Regions from separate parts of the Homo sapiens genome. Here region 2 is linked to region 1. Evidence: read pairs that join two places in POLR2A ChIA-PET (ENCODE). Cell type or tissue: Panc1. All regions are shown on one strand.

Region 1 (8,000 bases):
CCATTCTGTATGCTGGCCCAGTTCCTCTCAGCAAAGCCCAGTGTGGTCTGATCCAAATCCAAGCACTACTCCTGTCTGCTCTGCCTTGGGAAGTTGCCCTGTACTGCCTTGGCCCAGAGAGCAACACTCAGGAACTCAGCAACTACCTACCAGACTTTGGCCATGTGTGAGACTGGGGCAGACTGTCTAGAGAGAGGAGTACAAAGGCAGTCCCAGCTGCGGCTTGGTGAATTCATCCCGCAGTAGTTCCATAGCCTAAGAGGGATTGCAGAGGTAGGAACAACAAAGTTTAAGAAGCAGATAAAGCTCATTCTGATCTTAACTAGGGACTATGTGGGAGGGGCTGACTTGGTTAAGGTGGTTGGGAGAGTTGGGAGAAGAGTCTGGCATCTCTCAGTGGGGAGGTGGCAATGTATTGGTTCAAGGGAAGTTCCGTGGGATTAGGGTACCATGGGATGAACCTGTTCCCAAGATGAGGAGGCAGGAAATCAGAGCCAAGCCAAATGGACTGGAACAAAGGGGAAGCGAGAGGAAGGGTGTTCATCCCTGGAGAGAAATGTTGAACAAAGCACATCTGAGCAGCAATTCACATACAGAGCATACTTGTGAAGGCTAACTGTGAAGGCTAACCAGGAAGGCTGTAGCCACAGGGATCCTCAGCTAACCTGGGCATACCTATGACACCAGATCCGGAGCCTGAGGCAGCACGTGCAGCCCAAGAGCGTCTGTCTGAGGTACCCGCTGGCTTCGTAGTCACTGATTAGGAGACAGGCTGGATCAGAATCTTCTGGAGAATTTTGGTGCTGCCAGATGCTGTGCTGGGTACTTTACATACATTTTCTCTAATCCTCACAAACTTTCAAACAGCGGGGAAACAAAAAGTAACTCTACATATCCTTGGTCTCAGCTTAAAAGTCACTTTCTCACAGAGGACTTCTCTGAGCCTATAAATATAAGTTAACTTCCCCTTTTATTCTCTATATAATATTCTACTTTTACTGATGTCCCTCAGTATAGCTTATAATTTGATATGAGTGATATTCATGATGATTTGTTAACAAACATTGTGTCCATTTCTCCTCCATAGTTTCTGGGGGCACAAGCTCTTAAAAATATTTCTGTATCCCTGAATGCAAGTGGGGAAATGCAGTGAAATAACCAGTGTATTGCATGTAAACATAGAGATGTTGTAGATTGAAAGTTTCACTCTGTGAAACTGTGGCCACTGCACAGACTAATGTATCTAAGAACCAGAATGGCACTCATACTCACATGAATGAGATTGTCTTAAATACAACTTACCACTGACTAGATTTTTGTTAAAATCTGGCAATCATATGCTAGAGGTGAGTGATATATTTTACTTCTCTGCTAGGCTTCCAAGTAAACAACAGGTAGAAATATATACATGTAAAAGTCCATCTAGAGGAATTTTAATAGATCCATGAGAAAAATAAATTTTCCTTTAGAGTAAACAAGTTTAGCTGTGATGTACAGGTTTCTTAACTATTAGATTTCTCAGATTCTAATATGAAACAATGCCAATTTTCCTGTGTGTGTGTGTGTGTGTGTGTGTGTGTGTGATTGGAGGTTTGTTGGCAAATTGATGCTAAAGCATATTTGGCTTTGGTTCTGGAAGAACCAATGTACCCCACCTCCTATCCAGAGAGTTTGACAAGCTGCTCCTGTATTCCAGTAAAATCAGGATCAAGAAGCATTCTGTTGGTTCTGGAGTACAGTAAGTCCTACCCTCTTAACCCTAATTGGATAAACACTAAACAAAACAAATTACATAAGGCTGGGGGAATATAAACAAGAGCAAACAAGAGCTTGTAAAGACTCCAATAAATCACTCTACTTGTAACATTCACCCTACATAGTACAAGCTTTTTCAATTTTTGCCAAAGACTGTCTCACATGAATTGATGGCTCTACAGACATTACACTAGTGTTGGCTTGAATTATGATCATGTGAAAAAGGCTTGTGCATTGATCATGTGAAAATATTGCAGCACAAAGGGGCCAATATTATACTCTGCATCTAGACCTATGGTTACTAGCTCCAAAGAAGATGTTTTCATTCTCATGTTAGGAGGAGGAAACTAAAGCCCATAGATGTCAAATAATATTCTCAAAGTCACAATATATGTTTGGAGCTAGATTCAACCTCAACTGTTCTAGCTCCAAATTTGGACTCTGCTTAGCAACTATTTTTTTTTTTTTTTTTTTTTTTGAGATGGAGTCTCGCTCTGTCGCCCAGGCTGGAGTGCAATGGCGAGATCTCGGCTCACTGCAAGCTCTGCCTCCCGGGTTCACGCCTTTCTCCTGCCTCAGCCTCCCGATTAGCTGGGACTACAGGTGCCGGCCACCATACCTGGCTAATTTTTTGTATTTTTAGTAGAGATGAGGTTTCACCGTGTTAGCCAGGATGGTCTCGATCTCCTGACCTCGTGATCCGTTCGCCTTGGCCTCCCAAAGTGCGCTTAGCAACTATTTTCACTGGAGATATGGAGGACCTCTTTCTCAAGCCCTGTGCCACATGGTCCACTTTGCTCCTTGTTACAGCTCATCACACTAGCCCATGGTCACAATGAAGCTTGCAAGGCCTTCTTTCAGCAGCCCAGCTATCCTGAACAGCTGATTGTTCTCTTTTTTAGGGAGTTAGTCTTAATTTTTTGTCAGTCTTGGGCATAGGAGAGACGGCGTCCACATTGTGGCACTTGCCAAAGCTATCCTTTGGTTAGCAGAATCTCAGCTTCCTCACCTCATTAGATTTCTCTCATCCAGACTCATGGCTCAACTTCTCTTTGCTGCTGAGGCTTGGCTAGGATCCTTTGGCTTAAGACTAAGGGTACCCATTCATTGCTGCATTTTGTGACTGCTCTCCCTCGACACTGTCCCCCACCATCTCCTCAACCTTACTGAGTATGGAGTGGGGAAGTAACTGACTGCACCCTGACTAGACTCCCAGCATAGGGTGTTCTGTGAGTTCACCTACAAAGATCTGTTGTTCACCTATATCTTTCCAAGTGGTTATGCCCATACTCAAAAGGTTTCCCCAAGATATGGAAGAAGATGACAGTGCTAGGAGGTGGGAGCACACTGGATATGCTACAAAAAGGTAAAGTTGAGAGGGAAGGGCAGGAATATGGAACACACAGGAGCTCAGGTGCCTCCCTTCAGTGTTTCCTGGTTGATACCCTGGTTGTTGGCATCATCAGACCCTCTCCTTGAAGCATTCTTGGTGCCCCAGGTTTTCTTAACTTGGAGTGTGTGTTAGAATTACCTGGGCTTTTCTTAAAATTTATACTCTTGCTCATGCCTGTAATCCCAGCACTTTGGGAGGCCGAGGCGGGTGAATCACGAGGTCAGGAGTTCAAGACCAGGCTGGCCAACATAGTGAAACCCCGTCTCTACTGAAAATACAAAAAAAAATTTGGCCGGGCGTGGTGGCGGGTGCCTATAATCCCAGCTACTCAGGAGGCTGAGGCAGAAGAATCGCTTGAACCTGGGAGGTGGAGGTTGCAGTGAGCAGAGATGGTGCCACTGCACTCCAGCCTGGGCGACAGAGTGAGACTCCGTCTCAAGAAAAAAAAGAAAAAAAATTACACTCTTGGGCTCTACCCATGACCTAATGATTCAGAATCTCTCAGGCGTAGGCCTGGGTACATGTAGTTTGAGCAAGATTCCCTGGTGAATCTGCTATACCATGCAGTTGAAGAGTCACTATCCCGTAAGGTGAAGGCCAAGCCCCTTAGCACCATCCACTTGAAGGTGTAGAGGACTGAGCACTTTGAAGTGCTGTTGCTTGGGTGTGGCCACCCAACTTCTGGAGGGGCCACTAAGAGAGATGGCTGGCAACTCCTAGGGCATTACTACTTTGATGACAAAGGTATAATTAATAGTTATAGAGTATTGTTTAGTAATCAATTGTCATTTGTTTTGCTAAATGATTTGGATAGGTGTATACATTTTTGCTAATACAATAATTTGTATTTATGAAGTTTGAACACGCATTTATTTTTAGGATCTGGAAAGTTGGAGCGGGTGAAGTATAACCAATCTTAGGTGTGCACAAGTGGTTAAATGTGGACCTATCTGTGTGATTACAAGTATATGTGCAGTGCCAAGTGAATAAAAATGAAGGCAGACTTTCAGGTATGCGGAAAAGCTTCTAGGTAGAATCTATGGTTCTACGTAGGGCGTAAAATATGTCCTTCCAAAAAATATGGCTCAAAAAAATGTTTCGTGGCCACAAGGAAATTAGGTCAAGCTTAAATTGATTTATGCTGTGCACAATTAACATTTTAATAAGCAGGAAAATTGAATGCAGAATTTAAATACTAAATTCAGATAGGGATGATCCTGTTGACTGATGTTGTAAAAAGATTGCAGAGGTACATGACAGCAACCCCATGCCCAGCTTGGCTCTGTCGGGAGCTGGCTGTATAATTTTGGAAAAGTCATTTAATTTGCCTGTGGCAGAATATTTTTTATTTGCAAAATGAGAGGGTTGAGCTAGTTGATCTCTAAGGCACCTTGTACTATCAACATTTTGTAAATATGAATTATACACTATTCAGGTAAAGAAAGAGATCATGGACATTTTACAGCTGGTACAACACTTTGAACTGCTTTGACTCATTGAACTGAACTTTTAAAATCAAATGGGTACTTTACATACATTTTCTCTAATCCTCACAAACTTTCAAACAGCAGGGAAACCAAAAGTAACTCTACATATCCTTGGTCTCAGCTTAAAAGTCACTTTCTCACAGAGGACTTCTCTGAGCCTATAAATATAAGTTAACTTCCCCTTTTATTCTCTCTATAATGATGTTTGGTTTTTAGTTAACTTATCAAAGTGATGTTTGGTTTTTAGTTAACCTTCTCCTTAATTTTGGTTTATAAAACTTCAATTAAAATTGTAAAATGTAAAAATAATCTCTCACGAAAACTTGCAAAAATAATAGATACAATGAGGAAGAGGTCAGAATATAATGGGAAGAATATTTTAATGCAGCAAATATAGTTTTCAGTCCTTAATTTCTGAAAAAAAATTAATGTCTGATATATAAAAAAACACCTAGATGGAGACGCTGCTCTTTGTTTTAAAGCTCCTGCCATGTGGTCTAAAACTTGTGTATATTTTTACCTTATTTAGTTATATTTGATCAGATAATTTTACGTAAAAGTTTTATCTTTGTTTCTACCCCTTAGAAAACTTGAAACAATAACTTTCTTAACACTTTCTCTCAGAAGTGACTATTCCCATTATCAGTGGCTTCCTAGTGGTAATCTGGATACTTGTGGAATTGTTATATAGCTTTCAAAAACTCTTGAATATTCATATGCTGTGTTATTTTTCAATAATTTAAAACCAGTAATAAGGCTACAGAGACTTCCTCTGTCTGGTGTATTAATGATTCTTTGCAGCTATTTACACATTTAAAGTACAGTAGTCCCCTTGTCCTCAGGAAATATGTTAGAACACCCCCAGTGGACGCCTGAAACAGTGGATTGTACTGAACCCTATATATGCTATTTTTTTCTATACATATATACCTATGATAAAGTTTAACTTATCAATTAGGCACAGTAAGAGATAACAGTAACAATAATAAAATAGAAAATTATAATGATATATTATGATAAAAGTTATATGAATGTGGCCTCTCTCTCTGTCTCTCAAAATATCATACAGTACCATGGGTAACTGAAACCTTGAAAAGCAAAACTGTAGATAAAGGGGTAATGACTACTGTACACATTTGCCATGAACATTCATTTGTTTACATTAAGCATAGCATTTTTCAAACTCCAGGTATGAGCTTAGTGAAAATTTTCCAGGTGGATTAAACTTAGAAGTAATTGTTTCAGAATTGATTTCAAGATTCACAGGAACCATTAAGCTGAAAAAGGAAAAAAAAAAAAAAAAAGGAATCCCTATCTTAAAATAGTTCAAAGACTGCTGGGAAATATGAGAACGAGTCCTTCATTGACGAATGTTGAAACTGAGTCTCAGACTGCAGTTACATGGAGTTAAGGTTTCCAGTGGGCCAGGGTAATGCTGTCCACTGATTGCTGACTTAGAACACGCTATTTCTAAGCGAGGGAAATCACCACCAGAAAACAGTGAGCCACAGAAATCAAATGTATTTCAAATAACACAACGCATCTGTACATAAAGGAATAGAATGTCCTCAAACCGTGAAAATATGCTATTTTGTTTAGGGGTGGGGGAAAAATCTATACGATAATTGGTTTTTTTCTTTTTTCTTTTTGTTTTTAATGACTCCTTTGGGTCAAAGCCAAATGTGTAATTACCCCAGTACAGTTGTTTCCATTGTTTAAAACTTTTCACCCTATTTAGTTGTGCTTGATCAAGTATTTTTACAGGAAAATATTTTCTGTATTCCCTCCCCGCCTTGTAAACTTGAAACAATAACATCTTAATACCATCTCTGAAACTTGCAGAATTTCCTAACTCAAGCCTTTAGTCACCTTCCTTATTTTGGAAATGATCACTCACAATTGACTAATTGTGCCAAATAAATTTTGATTCCCAGACTCTTAGTTTGAGTTCTCTAATGAAATATTGTGGGGAAGAAAGCTCCCATTCCAAAATGAAAAGAGATGCTATATACTTTTGTAAACAAGCATTTAAAAATGATCTTAAGAGTACCTTTCTTTTTTGATATTCTGCCATGACTGTTTCTTCTGCATCTTGGTTATTTTCTTCATAATAAATTATAAAATAGTCAAAGTTTAACAATTCTCATTAATTTAGGTGTTCAAATTTATTTTGACCTTTTAATTTTATCCCACCTCTATCTGTCTCTTTTTTTCTCTGCATATGAATAATGTGTGTAAATATATATGTATATATCTGCACACATTTAGCTTTTGAATCAAGGAAGTAAGCAATTATGGTTCATTATATATACTTTTTTTTTTTTTGAGACGGAGTCCCACTCTGTCGCCCAGGCTGGAGTGCAGTGGCGCAATCTCGGCTCACTGCAAGCTCCACTTCCTGGGTTCACGCCATTCTCCTGCCTCAGCCTGCCGAGTAGCTGGGACTACAGGCGCTCGCCACCACGCCCAGCTAATTGTTTGTATTTTTAGTAGAGACAGGTTTTCACTGTGTTAGCCAAGATGGTCTCGATCTCCTGACCTCGTGATCCGCCCACCTCGGCCTCCCAAAGTGCTGGGATTACAGGCGTGAGCCACTGCGCCTGGCCAGTTCGTTATATATAATTTTAAAAACTAACATGAAATAGGAGGAAAGGCTTGTGGCAAGAAATGGCTTATAGCTATGTTCATTCCACATTGAAAACTATCAGACAAGAAAATATGAGATGAATTTAGGAAAACTCTTTCACATCTCATACATCATTCCTCTGGGCCCACATTCTCTAGTCTGGTCCCAATCCAGTGTCAGGTACATGAGTCATGACTCAACAGATATGGGAACACCTTCATTTATCCCTATCATCCATCTATCCATCCATCCATCCATCCATCCATCCATCCATCTTGTTTGCAAGACCCGAGGAAACATGAAGGTTTGAAAGTTACCCAAGAATTTCAAAGATAATTTGTGGAGTCTCTGGGGAAAGCAAATCAAAATGGACCTAGTTGTATAACAGACCTAAACTTCTCCATTCTACAATTCGTTCAATGTGCTCCTTCCCAAATGATGACTTTCACCAGGAAATGTTTAGGGAATGAACAGAAAAAAGGCAGACATTACATTAATCTTCTATCAAAACACAAAATTCCCTAAAGCTTTCCTGGGACTGTATCAGATAACTAAATATAGACTGAAAATTGTTTCTGCCCCACCTGCACATCAAAAACAACAACAAAAAAGGGAAATCTTGTTGTATCACCAAAGACTATGATCACCTAGGAGAGCTCTCAGTTATGTATGCTCATTCCAGACATATTTTGCGTTAATAAAAGCCCCCATCTTATGTAAATTCACGAACAACTTCAGC
Region 2 (8,000 bases), 1.8 Mb after region 1:
TGTATCCCAGGTACACGGGAGGCTGAGGTGAGAGGATCACTTGATCCTGGGAGGTGAAGGTTGCAGTGAGCCAAGATCATGCCACTGCACTCCAGCCTGGGTGACAGAGCTAGACCCTGTCATTTAAAAAAAAAAAAAAAGGAGTCTAACTGCCATGGTAAGGATTTTCTTGTCCTATATCAGTACATGCTACTGCTCTTCATTCCTTGTTATGACATTGAGCCCATTTGAGGTTCTAGATGAGCAGAACTGGCCAGAAACTACTGCAAGGAATCCTGATTTTCTGAGGAAGTTCCAGGGGTTTTTGGTCTTTTAAATTTTTTGTTTTGTGTTTTATCCCACCCCCAGCCATAGGGCAAGCCTCCAAATAGTCATAGGAACTAGTTTTCCACCTGAACACTAATGTCTACCAAACATAAGCCTGCTCAAAATGGCCACATTTTTACTCTGCTACTTTTCCTTCACTTCTATTCTTTATTGACCTTCTTTCATCCATGTAACCACGTATCACTATTTTTAAAATTTCAACATATAGTGGTTTACAACTTATACATTTACAAACTTTAAACCAATCATGCACTTGGTTGTCTGCTTCCTGGTATCTTAATCTCATCAAAGCCAGGTCTCCAAATCATAAGGAAGAAAGTCTGAAAAGGATCATGAAAGAAGTGGCTTTACTAGGTCGAAGCATATGTGTATTTCATATAATCTTCTATTTTAATAGTCTGTGCTGGGTAGTTTCCTTAAAAGGGTGTTAATTCACTTTCTTCTTATTCATACATTCTGTAGCTGTCAGTACCAGATGTTAAACTCTGATCTCTAGTAATATTTAAGTTACCACTTCCCCTGATATGTTTCTGGATCCTTTAGTTTTAGATGAGTCTTTTGCAAAGAGACTGTACCTGAATTTTGTTTTTTATTATGCTCCCTAACTTGGGCAGGCCCTGGGCTTTGTCATCTGTCCCCAGCACTCTCGAAGGCATAAAAACAGAAGCTTCAGATGCTCTCAAGGTGAAAGTTGGCCTCAGCCTTCGGCTTACCCCTTGGGATTCCTGCCTTCACTTAGTTTCTGATCCAAGAGTATTCCTTACTAACTTTCCAGGTCATCAATGCATTAAAATAATTTTATTCTACATTTTTAGTTATTTTTAGCAGGAAGGTCAGTTAAGGTATCTATTCTAGCATATTCCCAGAAACCATAATCATTTATTTTCTTATGTACAAATACCTAAGTCTGCATTATACTTAGAAAGCTGGCAGTATAAACAGATCATTTGTTTAGGATTTAAATCAGGAAAATGTTTAGTATTCATAGTGAGAAATCTTTAGAAAGTCTGAGAAATGCATACTTAACTAACAAACAAGGTAGAAAAACATTTTATTTCTTACTCGTTTCTACAATCTTTCCTTCCCAACCATAAATTCAAGATCTTTTACAAATGTATTCTTCTTTCTTCCAGATGTCCTAATCCTCTACTATGCTGACAGAGAAGGTCAGGAAACTGGTTTTCTATTCTCAGTACATGACTCAGTAATTCTCATCTTGTTATTTACACACATGATTTCCCACACTTCAAAATTCATGCCTTCCTCTGTTGAATTATGTCATATTTCTTTCTTTCAATACTATATTTCAGGCTCATTCCTCCGTAAGGAATTCCCATAGTAATAGCACCTGGTATGTCCCTTTAGTCATCCAAAGAATACCACAGTTAAAATTATAAACTTCATTTTGAGTTGGCCAGAATAAATTGTCTGTGAAAATACTGAAAACATACAAAGGACATTTTTTTCTCAGTTTTAAAACTGTATTCCGCTTTAAAAACTGTTTTCTAGGCCGGGCGCGGTGGCTCACGCCTGTAATCCCAGCACTTTGGGAGGCCGAGGCGGGCGGATCACAGGGTCAGGAGATCGAGACCATCCTGGCTAACACGGTGAAACCCCGTCGCTGCTAAAAATACAAAAAATTAGCCGGGCGCGGTGGCAGGCTCTTGTAGTCCCAGCTACTCGGGAGGCTGAGGCAGGAGAATGGCACGAACCCGGGAGGCGGAGCTTGCAGTGAGCCGAGATCAGGCCACTGCACTCCGGCCTGGGCGACAGAGAGAGACTCCGTCTCAAAAAAACAAAACAAAAACAAAAAAAACTGTTTTCTAGTCAATTAAGTTGCAAATTCTATCTCGTCTCTAATATATTGAGTTGGAGTTGGGAAAAGGATAGAAAGAACACTCTTTTAAAACTCAAAAATGGAAAAAGGCCAGGATGAGGCTTGGGGCACATAAGACTGCTGGCATATAATTTTATTTTCTTTCTATTCATATCTTCAGATGTAGAGCCAAAGACTAAAAGCAGGAGTCGTAGAAGGACAAACAGGGCTTTCTAGCTGGCTGGGGGCAAACAGGTAGAGAGACTTGAGCTAATAGGAATCAAAAGAAAGATCTGGTTTGAAACAATTGTGCACAATCTATGTGAACCAGACAGAGCTCGCAGTTGTCAGACCCTCTGTCCGGGTGAGTTAACTTCACTCACACTCAGAGACTAAATTAGAGTTACTCAAGCAACAATGAATAAGTTGTTAGTGAAAGAGGCTGGATAGCATTTAAAGATTTGTATTTATTTATTCTTGTTCTAAGTTGTGCGTTATCTGTAGATAAAAGTTATGCAACTACTAATCAAAGCGCATAACTTATATCTTACAGAGAAGCCATTATTAGGTAGGACGAGCATATTATTCTTCTAGTTTCAAACAACTGTGCCTCTGCGAGGCCTCACTATTTGGATGTTTTTTGTTTTTTGTTTTTTGTTTTTTGTTTTTTTTGAGACAAGGTCTTGCTCTGTTGACCAAGCTGGAGTGTCACGATCGTAGCTCACTGTAACTTTCAGTTTCTGGGTTCAGGTGATCCTCCTGCTTCAGCTTCCCACGTAGTTGTGACTGAAGATGTGCACCACAATGGCTGTCTAATTTTTATTTTTTAATTTTTGTAGAGATGGGGGTCTCACTATGTTTTCCACACTGGTCTCAAGCTCCCGTCCTGCCGCCTTGGGCTCACAAAGGGCTAGAATTACAGGTGTGAGCCACCACGCCAGGTCCTGGCTGTTTGGATTTTAAGACCAAGGGAAACATACTATTTGTTGACCCCTCGGTCTCACTGAGGACCTGGAAAGAAATAACAGCAACAGTGCTGGCCTTGCAAATCCAAACCTAAAACGTGCTGTCTAAAAAAAGAAACTTCAGGCGGGGCGTAGTGGCTGACGCCTGTAATCTCAGCACTTTGGGAGGCCGAGGCGGGCAGATCATGAGGTCAGGAGATCGAGACCATCCTGGCTAACACGGTGAAATCCCGTCTCTACTAAAAATACAAAAAATTAGCCGGGCGCAGTGGCGGGCGCCCGTAGTCCCAGCTATTTGGGAGGCTGAGGCAGGAGACTGGCGGGAACCCAGGAGGCAGAGCTTGCAGTGAGCCGAGATCAGGCCACTGCACTCCAGCCTGGGCGACACAGTGAGACTCTGTCTCAAAAAAAAAAAAAAAAGAAAAAGAAAGAAACTTCATACACGTCAAAATATCCAGTTGCCTTTTCTTTTATAATTTCACCATTATAGATTTATTCCTTTGGACTAATAAAAAGTTAAAATATTACATTGTAACTCACTAGTCATGCTTTAGTGTGACATCTTAAAAAATTAATATTTCTTTATAGCTAGCTAAGCAAAGGGCCCTGAGGAGAGAAAGAGGACCCTGAAGTTGGGAGACGGGCTTGGGGAGTGAGTTGTGGAAAGTGGCCAATAGCTTAGAAAGTACTGGTTGGGTAGGAGGAAATTAAGGGCAGTATCTGTCACTTACTCAAGGATGTTACACAGATGTCATTTGATAAATATTTGTCGGCTGTAAAGCAGCACCTGGAAGTGAGGAAGAAATGGAAAATTTGCCTCAGGCTGATCCTGCTAGTACACGATGGTATATGTCTGTGTCATGTTTCATGTATTATGTATGTATCCTGTGTGCTTGTCCTGATTGGCCCAATAGATTGTATGTGCCATAAAAGTGAAGCGTTAGCTCCTGTTTTGTTTTGAGGTCTCTTTGAGGCCCTGCACACCAGGGGCCCTCCATAAATGGTGCTGACTGACTGACAGCCTGTGCTGGCAACCATCAGCCAAAGGGAGGAAAAAAGCACCTGAATCAGCTGAGAGTCAGCCAAGAATCATAGTCAAATGTAATTTTCAGCACAAATATTATAGGACCTTCTCAAGCTAAAAAACAAACAAAAAGCTCAAGGACACATTTTATGGGAGTGAACCTTGGGCAAGCTTTATTTTAGCATAGCTGTAAGAAACAAACAAAAAGGAAAACTAAATCAGAATATTCAAGAGTATAAACATCTCTCTAGAAAGAGCAAGTCAATAACAATTCGGGCTAACAGATTTTTTTTTTTTTTTGAAATGTAGTCTTGCTGTTGCCCAGGCTGGGAGCGATGCAATGGCGTGATCTCGGCTCACTGCAACCTCCACCTCCCGGGTTCAGGTGATTCTCCAGCCTCAGCCTCACGAGTAGCCGGGACTACAGGCACCTGCTACCATGCCAGGCTAATTTTTGTATTTTTAGTAGCGACGGGATTTCACCATGTTGGCCAAGCTGGTCTTGAACTCCTGACCTCAGGTGATCCACCCACCTCGGCCTCTCAAAGTGCTGGGATTACAGGCATGAGCCACTGTGCCTGGCCCACATCATTTCAAAAAATGTTTTTTCTATCTTCTGACTTTTATGGAAGAAAGGCTGTGATTGCTTTTTATGGCTATATAGGTAGGCCCATCATCCTAGTCACTTCCTGGCCTAGGTAGGCCCCATCCAACCTAGGGCTTAGATGCCAACTCAACACCGAAAACTTGGTTTGCCAGCACATCATTATTTTAAATGATCAGATTGGAATATGTTACCGTTATAGAAATTGGTTTGCTATTACAAGTCTAAACTTCTTTGCAAGTGATCTACATGGTATTTAAATTTTATAATTCACATACAATAGTAACAGCAAATACATCTTTAGTGCTTACTTTGTGCCAGTCTCTGTTCTAAGTATAATTATGTGAATTTGTCTCATCCTTACACTAACTCTGTGAGGGTACTTGTCCTCATTTTACAAAGGAGAAAGTGAAGCTCAGGGAACTTGCCCCAGGCACAGAGGTAGGAAGTGGCAGAGGCAGAATTTGAACCCTTAAGAGTCTACCTCCAGGGCCCAGGCTCTCACCTCAGTCCTGGGCTGCCCTTCATTTACCCTGTAGTAAATGTAGTGCAGTTTCTACTAAACACACTGCTCCTTATTTACCCTAGAATTCCTTCAGTGCAGGATTATCTGAGGACCACCTGTGTCACAATCACTTGATAAAGATGCAGATTTTAGGCAATATCTCAGACCAACTGAATTGAAATTTCGGGGAACAATGCCCAGAAATCTGTTTTGTTAACAAGCTCCTTCAAGAAATTTAACAGTCACCACAGTTTGGACTTCCAGAGTGAAGATTTCTTTCTAAGCATTTCTAGTAGGCTTAGGGTTCCATTTGGGAAAAAATGGAAATGATATATCTATACCTGTAGAATTTTCTATAGCATTTCTGTTTCTAAATAGGTTAGTGTTTAATTGAATGAAATCTGTACCTTTTTAAATAGTAGCAACCAGATGGGGGAAAACAAACTTGCTTGAGCAATGGTGAATGGAGATACTCACAGTATAATTTGCTTTTTTTTTTTTTTTTTTTTTGAGACGGAGTCTCGCTCTGTCGCCCAGGGCTGCAGTGGCGTGATCTCGGCTCACTGCAACCTCTGCCTCCCAGGTTCAAGTGATTCTCCTGCCTCAGCCTCCCAAGTAGCTGGGACTACAGGCGCGTGCCACCACGCCCGACTAATTTTTTGTATTTTTAGTAGAGATGGGGTTTCACCGTGTTAGCCAAAATGGTCTCAACCTCCTGACCTCATGATCTGTCCACCTGGGCCTCCCAAAGTGCTGGGATTACAGGCTTGAGCCACCATGCCCAGCCATTACTGTTTCATTTTAATCAAGCATTGTTATTATGGTTTCTAAAAAGTATAACCTCAAGTCTTTCATATATATCAGTTTATCAGTTTTATATCAGAGATATAATTTACATGGCATAAAATTCATCCATTTAAAGTTTATAATTCAATGGTTTTTAGTATAGTCACAGGGTTGAGTGCCTAGCAAAACGATCAATTTCAGAATGTTTTCATCACCCTAACAAAAAACCCTATACTTATTAGCAGACACTTCCCATTCTTGCCTCCCTTCAGTCTAAGGAAATCACTAATCTACTTTCTGTTTCTATAGATTTGCCTAGTCTGGACATTTCATATAAATGGAATGATACAATACATTTCAAATAAGTGGAATAATAACAATATATGGTCTTCTGTAACTGGTTTCTTTCACCTAACATAATTTTTAAAAGGTTCATCTATGTTTTAACATGTCAGTACTTTCTTTTTATTGTTGAATAATATTCTATTATACATATAAATGTTTCACATTCTATTTATCCATTCATCAGTTGATGGACGTTTGTGTTGTTTATACTTTTTGGCTATTGTGAATAATGCAGCTATGAACATTCATCTACCATTTTTGTTTGTTTGTTTGTTTGTTTCAAGACAGGGTCTTACTCTGTTGCTCAGGCTGGAGTGCACTGGTGCAGTCTCAGCTCGCTGCAGCCTCGATCTCCCAGGCTCAAGCGAACCTCCCGCCTCAGCCCCACAAGTAGCTGGGACTACAGACATGCATCACCATGCCTGGCTAATTTTTTTATTTTTCATAGAGACGGGGTTTCACCAGGTTGCCCAGGCTGGTCTTGAACTCCTGAACTCAAGTGATCCATCCACCTCAGCCTGCCAAAGTGCTGGGATTACAGGTGTGAGCCACCACACCCAGTCTATGTACAAGTTTTTGAATGTGCATAAGTTTTCTGGTCCTTTGGGTATATATCTAGGAATGGAATTGCTGGATCACATGGTAACTGTTGCTTAACCTTTTGGGGAGCTGCCAGATTGTTTTTGAAAGCAGCTACACCATTTTACATTCCCATCAGCAGTGTATGTGGCTTATAATTTCTCTACATTTTTGCCAGTATTTACTATTATCTGGTTTTTTTATTGTAGCTATCCTAGTAGATGTGAAGTGGTGGCTTATTTTGGATTTGATTTGCTTTTCCCTGATGACTAATGACACTGAACAGCTTTTCATGTCTCATTGGCCATTTGTATATCTTCTTTGGAGAAATAATATTCAGATCCTTTGCTACTTTTTTTTTTTGTTTGTTTTGAGACGGAGTCTCGCTCAGTCGCCCAGGCTGGAGTGCAGTGGCGCAATCTCGGCTCACTGCAAGCTCCGCCTCCCGGGTTCACGCCATTCTCCTGCCTCAGCCTCCCAAGTAGCTGGGACTACAGGCGCCCGCCACCGCGCCTGGCTAATTTTTTGTATTTTTAGTGGAGACGGGGTTTCACTGTGTTAGCCAGGATGGTCTCAATCTCCTCACCTCGTGATTTGCCCGTCTTGGCCTCCCAAAGTGCTGGAATTACAGTCCTTTGCCTACTTTTAATTGGATTATTTATCTTTTATCATTAAATTTAAAAATTCTTTATATATGCTAGATACAAGTCCCTTGTGAAGTCCCTTGGTTTGTAAGTATTTTCTCCTATTCTGTGAACTGTCTTTTCATTTCTTTCTTTCTTTCTTTCTTTGAGACAGAGTCTTGCTCTTTTGCCCAGGCTGGAGTGCAGTGGCATGATCTCTGCTCACTGCAAACTCTGCTTCCCAGGTTCAAGTGATTCTCATGCCTCAGCCTATTGAGTAGCTGGGATTACAGACACAGACCACCATACACAGCTAATTTCTTGTATTTTGTATTTTTAGCTAAGCTGGTCTCAAACTTCTGGCCTCAAGTGATCCGCCCACCTCAGCCTCTCAAAGTGCTGGGATTATAGACATGAACCACCACG

What was found. ChIA-PET counts read pairs that join two places held together with the same protein. Peaks named below come from ENCODE experiments on the same cell type or tissue, not always from the same donor. Only the 100,000 strongest peaks of a DNase experiment are listed, where the experiment ranks them.
Region 2: POLR2A ChIA-PET joins it to region 1 with 11 read pairs; 1 of 35 experiments calls an interaction of 5 or more read pairs at or near these places.

What each region holds. Positions count from the first base shown.
Region 1 is chr5:95,070,531-95,078,530 of GRCh38, forward strand. The region is part of intron 1 of MCTP1 (multiple C2 and transmembrane domain containing 1); the gene reads right to left. Among named protein-coding and RNA genes, the nearest start is that of MCTP1-AS1, 96 kb to the left of the region's middle. In Panc1, no CTCF peak of the experiment used is centred here; no DNase peak of the experiment used is centred here; H3K27ac peaks cover 1,937 bases.
Region 2 is chr5:96,920,182-96,928,181 of GRCh38, forward strand. It overlaps a transcript of ERAP1 not described here. Among named protein-coding and RNA genes, the nearest start is that of LNPEP, 12 kb to the right of the region's middle. In Panc1, no CTCF peak of the experiment used is centred here; a DNase peak (open chromatin) is centred at 3,086; H3K4me3 peaks cover 1,543 bases; H3K27ac peaks cover 3,913 bases.